2 separate regions of the Homo sapiens genome follow, and region 2 is linked to region 1. A link is an interaction called in ENCODE POLR2A ChIA-PET data of the cell type or tissue named here. Cell type or tissue: PC-9. All regions are shown on one strand. Links, peaks and the distances in the headings refer to the core of each region. The heading gives the core; the rest is flanking DNA. Region 1 overlaps ATP2B4 (ATPase plasma membrane Ca2+ transporting 4). Region 2 overlaps SOX13 (SRY-box transcription factor 13).

Region 1 (5,372 bases), core at 236-5,235:
GACAGGCATTCTCCCACCATGCCATGGGGCCAGCTGAGGGAACCTGGGGACTGAGGGCTTCCAGAGTCACCCACCTAACTTTTGAGGAGACAGGTCCCAGGCTGTAAGAGAAGAAATTCACCAAACAGCCCAGAGATTGTTGCTGACCAAACCTTTAGTGTCCCTTAGAATTCTCTAATTAGGTGATTCTGAAAGAAACCAGCAAGCAGTGCCTGCCTGGAGCCTTCATGCCTGAGCTAAGCAAGGCCTTCTAGGCACTCCCTTGGCAAGGGCAGCACACCTGGCTGTCCTGTCATTGACCCAAATCATTGTGCTACCCACCCCCGCCTCCCCATCCTGATCGTCGCTCTGGAGAGAGATTGAGTTTCCAGGATGGCTTCTCTCTCTCTTTTTCTCCCTCTCTTCTCCTGGAAACCCTGGGGCTAGGCCCTACATGACTCAGGGCTCTTTTTACGTAGGCTCATGTAGGTGACGGCTATTAATCCTTTAGTCAATTCCCCTTCTGTGTTGGTGAGGGAGCCTGAAAGAGCGGGAGCCAGGAAGTTGGAAGGGGGCAGACAGGGAGGAGTTTGTTCTAGTGGGCTGCCAGGCTTGCCAGAAGAGCACGGGACTGGGAGTCAGAAAACTGGTAATCTGGACTCTTGTCTGCTGTGTAACCTTGATTGAAGCAGGGGATATCTCTGGGCCTTCATCAACTGCACTGTTACATGAAACCAAGTTTGGACATACAGACATTCCTGATTCAAGACCCTCCTCTTCTATAGAAGACAAAGGAGTAAAACTCTCAATGCCCAAACCAAACTCTTTTATCACAGATAGAGTCTAGCACAATGTAACAATTTGCAGCCAAGTCCCATCCTTCTGCCCAGGATGACCAGGGGAAAAGAGGCCAAAAAGCATATGGCTTTGAACTGCCACCATTGATGTTTGGGAGTAGAACAGGTTCTAAGATTTCCCACCTCCACCTGCCGGGAACTTCAATTAGGAAGTACCTTCCAAGGCCGTAATTCTGCTATGTCCTAGGCCAGAAACTAAGGAATATTAGCTAGAGGTAGAGAAATTCAAACTTTCACAAAGTTTCCTAGGGCACATAATCCCCCCAAAAGTTATTATATTGAACCATATGAAAATGCCAATATACGGCTGGGTGCGGTGGCTCACGCCTGTAATCCCAGCACTTTGGAAGGCCGAGGCAGGCGGATCACGAGGTCAGGAGATTGAAACCATCCTGGCTAACACGGTGAAGCCCCGTCTCTACTAAAAATAGAAAAAATTAGCCGGGCGAGGTGGCAGGCGCCTGTAGTCCCAGCTACTGGGGAGGCTGAGGCAGGAGAATGGCGTGAACCCCCGGGGGGGGGCGGAGCCTGCAGTGAGCCGAGATCGCACCACTGCACTCCAGCCTGGGTGACAGAGCAAGACTCTGTCTCAAAAAAAAAAAAAAAAAAAGCCAATATACAACCACTTTTGACCTACAAAGGCAATTTCATGTAGCTCACCTAACAATATTATTCGACACTGGAATAATGTCAGTGGCATTACAGTCAGTGTTGTGAGCTGCAGAGATTAGGTTTTCATCTGAGCTGTGGGTTGGATTAGAAATTCAGGCAAAGTTGCCAGCTGCTAGGCCAGCTTACCCTCCTTGCCAATCCAGACTTTCAGCCCTAGAGGTAGACATGTTGGCAGAGCCCTTGTTTGGACTCTGGTTGAGATTCTAGCATTAGCCTTCCTGGCAACTGGCCAGGGAAGCTGCCCAAGGTAGAGAGGAATGTATCATCCATCTATAGTCTGCTTTTCTTGTGTCCCAAATGCCCTGCTTCCTATCTTGGGAGCTGAAGACGGAGGAAAATTTAAGAAAGGAGGAAATGGAAATACTGGCCCTATTCATCCTCTGTCTAGTGGGATACAAGAGCGGGAACACACACTTGAAATCTCATCTGGTGCAGGGACACATGACCTAGTGATGGCTGGTAACTGCTAATAGGATGGCTGGGGGCTGAAGGGGTCTTAGTGGGAATGGGGAGACTAGAATTTGGCAGGGCTCAACTGGAAATTATTCATGGAGGAGGTGATTGCCAAACAGGATTTTAAAGAGAAAGGACAGATTTGATGGAGGAGGGGAGGGGAGATGGGGAGGAAGGGGTGTGCTGCTACCACCCGACTGAGGACACTCAGAGCATCCTGGAGAATCGGATACTCTGGCAGGTGAGGGAGGCTGTCTGATCCCACTCGCTGGAAGGCCTCCAGCCTTTGTCTGAGCCAGTACCGGTACTGTGGGCAGGATGGCATCTGGCCTCAGCAGCGGCCTGCCACCTGTCTGCTTTCCTGGCACTTATGGACCATTAGGATGATTTTTTGATGTTTTCTCCCTGCTGTCCATATTACAGCCTTCTTTGTGGGGAGCACTCGTACGACATCTGTTAGGATGCAAGGACAGGCACAGCAAGCAGCAAGCATCCATTCCAGGAGCTTTCTGACCTTGTACAGGGGAGGACGGTCACCAGGCTTTGGGCTTGTCACCAGGCTCATTTTACTGAGACAGAGCATTTGAGATGGACAGAGAACTGGCACCTCGAGACTTGCCCAAAGACACTGGGTTAGTTTGAGGCAGAGGTGGGGGTACAGCCTAGTTCTCCCCACTCCAAGACTGGGACCTCGACCCCATCACTGCAACACTGTGTGACCAGATCAACACCAAACTTCCCTGGTTCCCAATGTCTCTACCCACATGGCAGAGAGAACTATCCCCGTCCCTCCAAGGTTGATGTGAGGTCATGTGCTAGGAGCAGTTTGGAAGACAGATTCTAGAAACCATAAAGGTGCTGGTGGCATGATTGTTACTGTTGCTGTTATTATTAACAATTAAGGTCATTAGCACACAGAAAATGCAAAGAAGTATTTGGCACTGCCCGTATCACCGTGCAGCTCCTAACAGTCCCCTCCATGGCTCCTCCTCGCACACTGGGCCTTGAGCTGAGAGAGGCAGAGTAATTGAGAGGGGAAGCAGAAGTCCTGGGAAGAGGTGTGCAGAGATCTCCTCCTGCCGGGGTATTCTTGGCCCTACGCTTTCCTCAGGGTGTGCCTCCTCCAAAAGGTCAGAGGAAGTGCAGAGGGGAAGGAGGGGAAGCACTATTAACTCCATCCTTCCTTAGCAGCTGACTAAGTCAGGTTGGCTGCTGAGCTCTGATTTGGGATCTAAGAGTCAAGAGGGCGGGGCCACCATAATGTGACAGCACAGGCTGATTTGATTGCCAGAGCCAATCTGTCATTCATTTGCTTGTTCACTTATCCATTTATTTATCCAACAAACATGAAGCGAGCACAGACCATATGCCAAGCACTATGTTAAGGGTTTGGGAAGAAGTGGTATCCGGGAGGCAAAGGAAGGGCTCAGCATCACTGATGTTAAGCTCAGGGATGATTGTCCCAAGCCTGGGGACTCACAGCAAGCCCCGCTTGTTGGTAGTGCTCTAGGGAGTTTGCATCTGTTTCCCTGGAGAGCACATTTAACCCTTGACTTCAGGGAGGTAAGATCTAGACCCGACGCACAACTGAGCTGGTAGGGGCCTTAGATATCATTGCAGGGCAGCCCCTGGTGTTAGCAGTGAGACCATGGCCTGAATGGTAAAGGGCTTGCGCTTGTCCTTTGCTGAAGAAAGCCTTCTCCTGGACCAGGGCATGGTGCCGAAGCTGGGTGTGGGTCCAGCCTGGTTTATTCAGCCGCTCGGTTGGCCTCCCAGTGTTACCTGACTTTACCATCCCCTGCTTATATCCGGAGCCTCTGCCTCTGATGGGGTGGAGATGTTCTGTTGCTGGGATGCCCAGAGGAATCCAAATGGTACTGAGAAATAGAACAATACCTCTCCAGAGAAGCCCTCCAGTTCCTCCTCCAGTCTTTACCTCTCATTTCAGCCTCTTAATCCCTATTTTCAGAGGCAATGTGGTATAAAGGATAAAGGAGTGGATTTAGCTTCAGTTGGTACATGCTGTACACATCTGCACCTAGCCTGAGTTTTGCCCTCTTTAAAGTTTGTATAATATCGCCTTTCATTACTTACCCCATAGAGTGTTATGACAGACAAATAAGGTATTGTAGGTAAAAGCATCCCATAAACATTAAAGTGCTAGATATACGTAAAGCTTATTATTCCGGTGACCCCCTCTTCCTATTCCCCACTCTTCATCTCAGTTCCTTCTCTTGACTGCCCAACCCCTTGACCCCACTCCCAAGAACATCCTCCTGTTCTCTGTGTGTTCCCACTCCTGCTCTCACTGCATCCTCCCTCCTTGCTTAGATCAAGATCTAAAACACTTGTTGCATCCTTTTTTGAGACAGGGTTTCACTCCCATCGCCCAGGCTGGAGTACAGTGGCACAATCATGGCTCACTGCAACCTCAACTTCCTAGGATCAGGTGATTCTCCCACCTCAGCCTCCCTTGTAACTGGGACTACAAGTGCGTGCCACCATGCCCAGCTAATTTTTTTTTTTTGAATTTTTAGTAGAGGTGGGGTTTCGCCATGTTGCCCAGGCTGGTCTCAAACTCCTGGTCTCAAGCAATCTGCCCACCTTGGCCCCCCAGAGTGCTGGGATTAGAGGTGTGAGCCACTGCACCCTGCTCTTGTCACATCTTAAATAACAATGACATTGGTAGAAGTAATAATCGAGCTAACATTTATTATTTATGTGATAGGTATTAAACTTGAATCATCTCATTTAATATTCTCAGTGAACAGTGAGGTCGATATTAGCATTGTCTTCATTTTCCACATGATAAAGATGTTCATAAACCATAAGGCTAAGATGCACCCTTAGTTTAGCCCATTTATAGATTTCCTCTTTCCATGGCTGAGTGACTGACTGGTTGACAAGAACATGGGAAGTTTCAACAGCATTTATTGAATGTCGACTAAATGCCAGATGCTTCCAAATTATGTCACAACAACCACCTTCTGAGACAGGTACAGGCTTTTTCTTGGAGATCATCTGGTTGTGAGAATAGAAGCCTACTCAGAGAAGCAAAAGTAAAAGGGAGCTTTATTAGGCCATTACAGGGAAATAGCACAGAACTTAGGTGTGGGAAGTGTAGCCCCTCTGTGAGCCACACCTACATCCTGGAGCTGTAGCACTCTCTTCTTCACAGATGGGCTCCTGCTCTTTCATCCACAAGCACAGGACCCATTGTGGGTGAACCAGGCAGTAGGTTCCATCTGTCAGTCCATGTGGCCTTCCCACTTAGCTCTCCGAAGTAAATTAACTCGGTCTCTCAGTCCAAACGCCAACAGATGCTGATTCCAGCTTAGATCTGATGTCCTCTGCACTCCAGTGATCTGTGGCTTGTGGCAGGGGAGGGAGACTAATCAGGCCTATCTTTTT
Region 2 (5,372 bases), core at 237-5,236, 460 kb after region 1:
TCCCTGCCCTTATTGAAAAGGCGCCAAAGCCAGGAAAAACAAACAGCCACCCATAAATAAAGAGGACCATGAAATAACAAAATCGAAAAAGAAAACTTGCTTTAGTGGCGGGCTTGGCTGACGATAGGGTAGATAATGGGAGAGGAAACGCAGCCTTTGGAGAGAAAAAGAACGGAACGCGTTGTTCACTGGAAGAATGAATGCTGCCTGAGGAAGAGCTGCTAAACTGGGGTGTCCGATGAGCGAGCCTGTGTTAGGGGAGCTGGTGGTGATTAGGCTTACATGAGGCATGAGTGTCATTCCACCAAGAACCCCTGGGATGGGGGACACCTTAGGCTTAAGCGGGCTGTGCCAACGGGAGGCCGGTGTGCCAGTCTGGCCTAGAGCCTTGGCTGCCATGATCATAGAGCTGCTGCTCACCTCCTCAAGGGCTGGCCAAGCTGGGAGCTGGATGCTTGAATCTCTTAGGGAGCCCCTAGACCTTCTGTCAAGGTATATATTTTTTCTGGAGTGTTAGGGAGACAATCCCAGGGAGGAGAGGAGGAGGCCAAAGTTGTTTGCTGACTGTTTGCATTCAAGGCTGTGCTCCTGTCAACACTGCCTGGTGGCTTTCTGGGTGAATGAAATTTACTGACTTCTCTTCCTTTCTTGTACCACTTACCCATCTGGATCGTGGACCCATTTCTCCTGCCTCTGCAATGAGTTGGGTGCCTGAGGTGGGAAGGGGAGAGAAACCTTTCCTGAGCCCTTGGGATCCCAGGATGCTGTGTGGAAGTGCCCACTTTGGGAGTGGGCTGTGGGCTCACAGATGGGTAGAGGCTGATATTTGAAATGCATTTAAGAAGGGCCTTAGATGGCTGGGCGCGGTGGCTAACACCTATAATCCTAGCATTTTGGGAGGCTGAGACAGGAGGATCACGTGAGCCCAGCTGTTCAAACCAGCCTGGGCAACATAGCGAGATTCCCTCTTTATTTAAAAAAAAAAAAAAGTGGCAGGAGGCCTTGGAAACATACTGGTTTGGGGCTGAGTGGTCTGGCTGGTAGAGGTTTCCTGGAAACACAGTCCTTCATTCAGCCACCACAATACTAAGTGCCAATCTGCTTTGTGCCAGGCATTGGGCTAAGTATTTTCTATATAATAACTTATCAGTTCTCTAGCAAGCATAAGAGGTAGGTATTGTTAGCCCCCATTTCAGACAATGAATCTGAGGTGTAAAGAGGTTAAGTCTCAAGTATTCACTGGGCTACCTAGAGCCCAGCTGCTTCCCAATTTTCCACCCTTCACCTCCTAATCTAGATGACAATGGTAAAATGCCCATTACAGTTGTTCATCACGGCTGTGTGCCAGGCACTGGGCTTTGCCTGTGTTATCTCGTTTACTCTTTGAAACCCCACTAGTGAGTATATATTACTATTTGCCCCAGTTACAGATAAAGGCAGGAGGGTCATTTGAGCCCAGGAGTTCAGGACCAGCCTGGGCAACATGGTGAGGCTGAGAGAGTTAAACTAGTTGGCTAGTTAAGACGGATGCTGGGTTTGAACCAATGCTGCGTGTCTCCCAGAGCCTCATTTCACCATGTACTATGAGGGCTTAGTCTACATGGCTTAGACTTGTCACAAAGCAAAAGCCGATAATGCCCAGCCCACCCCAGTACTGGGAGAAGGAGTGTTTGGCAAAGGTGAGATTTCATCAGCCTGGCGGGTAAACATGGCTGTTTGCAGACTAGTTGCGCTTGTCCTTTCCGCTGTCTGTAGTCATCCCTATGGTCCCCACCTTCCTCTCCCTCTGGGGTTGGCAGGAGAACGCAAGGGTTAATGATATAGCACTTCACCCTTGTGGGCTCCAGAGGAAATGAGGGAGCTCATGAGTTCTGCAGAGCTTTTGTGTCATCAGCCGGGGAAGGGAAGGCACCGTGGCTTGGCCAGATAAGCGGTGGCGCTGCGAATGTGGGGCTTCCTTGGCAGATTTGTAGCCTTTCCGCCTGTTTGCACTGTGGGGCACCTGCTGGGGCTTCCAGGGTGGTTGGGGACATCAACAGGGCATTCAGAAAACTGATAACCTAGGCTAGGGAGGGAGACCTACATGGAGCAGATGGAGGAGGAAGAGGGTGGCGGGCCCTGGTGTTCTGCAGGTGCATGTCTTCTGCTTGTTTGACCATGTGGGGGAAGGGGGTGGCGGTGGGTCAGGGAGCAAACATTTTTTTGATTTTCACAAACACCATCATATTCAGTCTTCTCTATCTCTATGGGGTAGGTGTTATTTGTTCCCATTTTAGAGATAGAGAAACTGAAACTTCCCCATGGCCACACATCTAGTGGTATATAATAGAGCCAGTCTTCAGACACAGGTCCATGTGACAAAGTCCTTTTTCCATTAGCCACACCAGGATGCCTCCCAGCAATGCTGGGTCATCACACCCACCCACCTGCCTCCGGAAGAGCTGGGCTGGCTGGGGAGGAGAATAGGGTGTGAGTCCTTCTCCCCCTTGCCCTGGGGGCAGGGAGGGAGAGGGACTCCTTCCTGCTTTAGGGCTCTTTCTCCTTACCTCCTTCCCTGAACATATATTCTGTACCAGATTCTGTAATTATACCTTATCTCTTACTCACAAAATAGTTCTTGGAATCTCTATTTTACACATGAAGAAATGGGGGTTTTGAGAGGTGAAGTCTTTCCCCCAACTTGCCAGAGCTGCCTGGGTTTCTTTTGACTAAGTTTTCCTTGGCTATGACTCAAGTCAGAAACAACTGCAATCCTGTAAGAGGTGAAGACAGTGGCCATTCTATCTCTGCTGGACCAGAGCCTGTTATTTTGCACCGAGGAGAGTGGCCAGGGCATCAGCTGATAAATGAAAGGATGTGGATTTAGACATCAGCGAGGCCTGAGTTCAAATGCTACTTCTGCTGGGCCCTCAGTAGGACGTTCTAGCCCCCGAGCCTTAGTCTTTGTAGTGTTCTTGTGAGGATTAAGCAGGAATGTGAATGAAGAGCCTTTCACTTAGTGCTTGCAGCCAAGTAAGTGCTGTAGCATTGCATGCTTGCTTTTTGCCTCCCATTCCTTTGGTCAGTATTCAGGGCTATCCCCCAAGGGGCCTTTGACATGGCCAGTCAGCCTCAGCTGCACAATTTCTGCATCTCCCAGCCCTAGGCTGGGCACTGTCCCTGCAGGAAGCCAGATGTGCTCACCTGTCCAGGACACAGGCTTGGCCTTGCCATTGGGAAACAAGGATGAGGCCTACCCCTGCCTTCTAGCACTGTTGGGGTGCAGGAGAACCTGGAGACAGGCTTGGGTTCTAGAGGCAGGAAGGCCTCCAGAGAAGGGCCTCCTAGAGACACTGTTGACCTCTTCTCGGTTTGGGACCTTCTGGAGGCACACATCACACTGGGAGCCTCAATGGCGCTTTCAAGCAGTCCCATCTGTCTCTTTCTCGACCCACTCACTGGGTTGGGAGAAGACTCAGGTGCCTCTGAGGCCTGAGGACCAGGTGGGAACATCACAGCTACAGTCTCTCCCTGGCCACTGTTTTCCTTTGTGCCCTTGGGCCAGGGTCAGCTGAGTCCCGGCAGCCACAGAAGCTCAGGCTGGACTGTGATTCTGTACCTGAGGTGCTGTGGGGAAGTGCCTCTTCTCCCATGCTTGGGAGTTGACCCAGCCTCTGTCTGATGTTGGCCACTCTACCAGGTGAATGCCACCCTGACCAGCCTGGAAACAGCCGAGGGAGTGTTGGCTGTGGCCCCCCTGAGCTGGGCTAGACCAGACCGGCCGTGCCCTGGATCTGATACCCCCCAGGGCTCACAGAGGCTGGAAAGGGTGAGAGGGACTCGCAGGAAAGCTTTGTCCCAAGCCTGCAGCCAGTCCAGCTCCCAGCTCTGAGTAAACATTAGAGATAGGATCGGGTGTAGCCAGGAAGGGTGGCAGGGTGTGGTCTGTGAGAAGAATGGCAGGATGTGGCACCGGGGCACTGTTCTGGGCACCCACGCCTTGGCCTATTGTTTAGGGCAGCCTGAGGTTCTCAGCTCTCTGGGGGCTTTCAGAGGAAGTGGCATTCCCCTGGGACTCAAGCCCTGCCCCACCCCTGCTGCATGGATCTCTTTCCCTGGTGATGCCCCTTGGCACCACCCACTCAGAGCAAGCTTGGGAGTGGGAGCCAGCAGTGGAGGGGGATTAGTGTGTGCCCAGCGGGGAAGTGTAGCCATTGGCCCTCTCAGAGGGTCTGCCTGTCTGTTCAGGCTTCCTGTACCCCAGGGTCTGAGTCACCCGTCATGCTACGATGACTGGAATTTATCTCTATCTTTATCTTCATCTAGATATTTTTTGTAGGGTGGGGGAAGGCTGTCGTTGTGGAGGGAGGAAGGACTGACAGTAAAAACTCCTTTGATTCCAATCCAACAGGGTCAGTTGTTGACTGGTTAGAAGAGGAAGTGGCTGGTGATTTGTTTTGGGCAGAAAGGGGCTAGGTTTGTGTGCGCCTGTGGGTTGGTGGGGTTCAGAGGGGCCGTGACAGGGCTGGTTGTGGGGAGGAGAGAGGAAGAGGATCGGCACCTGCAGCGGGCTTTGTCATATAAGCGCCATGCTTTGAGCCACTGTCCCTCCATGGAGGCGGGTGCCTCTCTATACCTTGTCTCAGGTGCTGGATTTGGGGGCCTCGGGGCCTGGTAGGCACAAGCTGAGACTCAAGGCTCTGCATGTCAAGGGCGAAGATGGCTGGAGCCCTCTCCTTAGAGGTCTTCACTTCTTAAGGATGCTCACTTGGGTGAGATAAGACCACAGAGGAAGAAGAATGGAAGAGGGATTGTGAGGTGGGTTCCTGAGAAGGAAGGGAGGGCAGAGCAGAGATGCCGCTTAGCGCCCCAGCTGGCTGAAGGCCTCTGACTCTGTATAATCTCTTTTTTTTTTGAGACAGAGTCTCCCTCAGTCACCCAGGCTGGAGTGCAGCAGTGCAATCTTGGCTCACTGCAACCTCCGCCTCCTGGGTTTGAGCGATTCTCCTGCCTCAGCCTCCTGAGTAGCTGGGATTACAGGTATGCACCACCATGCCTGGCTAATTTTTGTATTTTTAGTGGAGATGGGGTTTTACCATGTTGGCCAGGCTGGTCTTGAACCCCTGACCTCAGGTGATCAACCCGCCTCAGCCTCCCAAAGTGCTGGGATTACAGATATGAGTCCGGCCATTCTATACAGTCTTGAAGCAGTGCTGCCCCAAAAGCTGCGTGAACTCAACATCTCCTGACCTCAGTTTCTCTGTTTATAAAATGTGTTGAGGTTGGGCAAGAGAGGAAACTGGGCACGCAGGAGCACTTCCATCCAAGCGAGGGGCTGACGGGCTACCCTGTGGACTTGTGGCCTCTGACCAGTACCAAGGCATCAGACTAGG

The links. Peaks named below come from ENCODE experiments on the same cell type or tissue, not always from the same donor. Only the 100,000 strongest peaks of a DNase experiment are listed, where the experiment ranks them.
Region 2: POLR2A ChIA-PET joins it to region 1 with 12 read pairs; 2 of 35 experiments call an interaction of 5 or more read pairs at or near these places.

Annotation. Positions count from the first base shown.
Region 1 is chr1:203,636,009-203,641,380 of GRCh38, forward strand. The region is part of intron 1 of ATP2B4 (ATPase plasma membrane Ca2+ transporting 4); the gene reads left to right. Among named protein-coding and RNA genes, the nearest start is that of ATP2B4, 12 kb to the left of the region's middle. In PC-9, for the core only: no CTCF peak of the experiment used is centred there; no DNase peak of the experiment used is centred there.
Region 2 is chr1:204,100,530-204,105,901 of GRCh38, forward strand. The region is part of intron 1 of SOX13 (SRY-box transcription factor 13); the gene reads left to right. Among named protein-coding and RNA genes, the nearest start is that of SOX13, 30 kb to the left of the region's middle. In PC-9, for the core only: no CTCF peak of the experiment used is centred there; DNase peaks (open chromatin) are centred at 2,432, 3,002, 3,912 and 4,262; H3K4me3 peaks cover 2,841 bases; H3K27ac peaks cover 5,000 bases.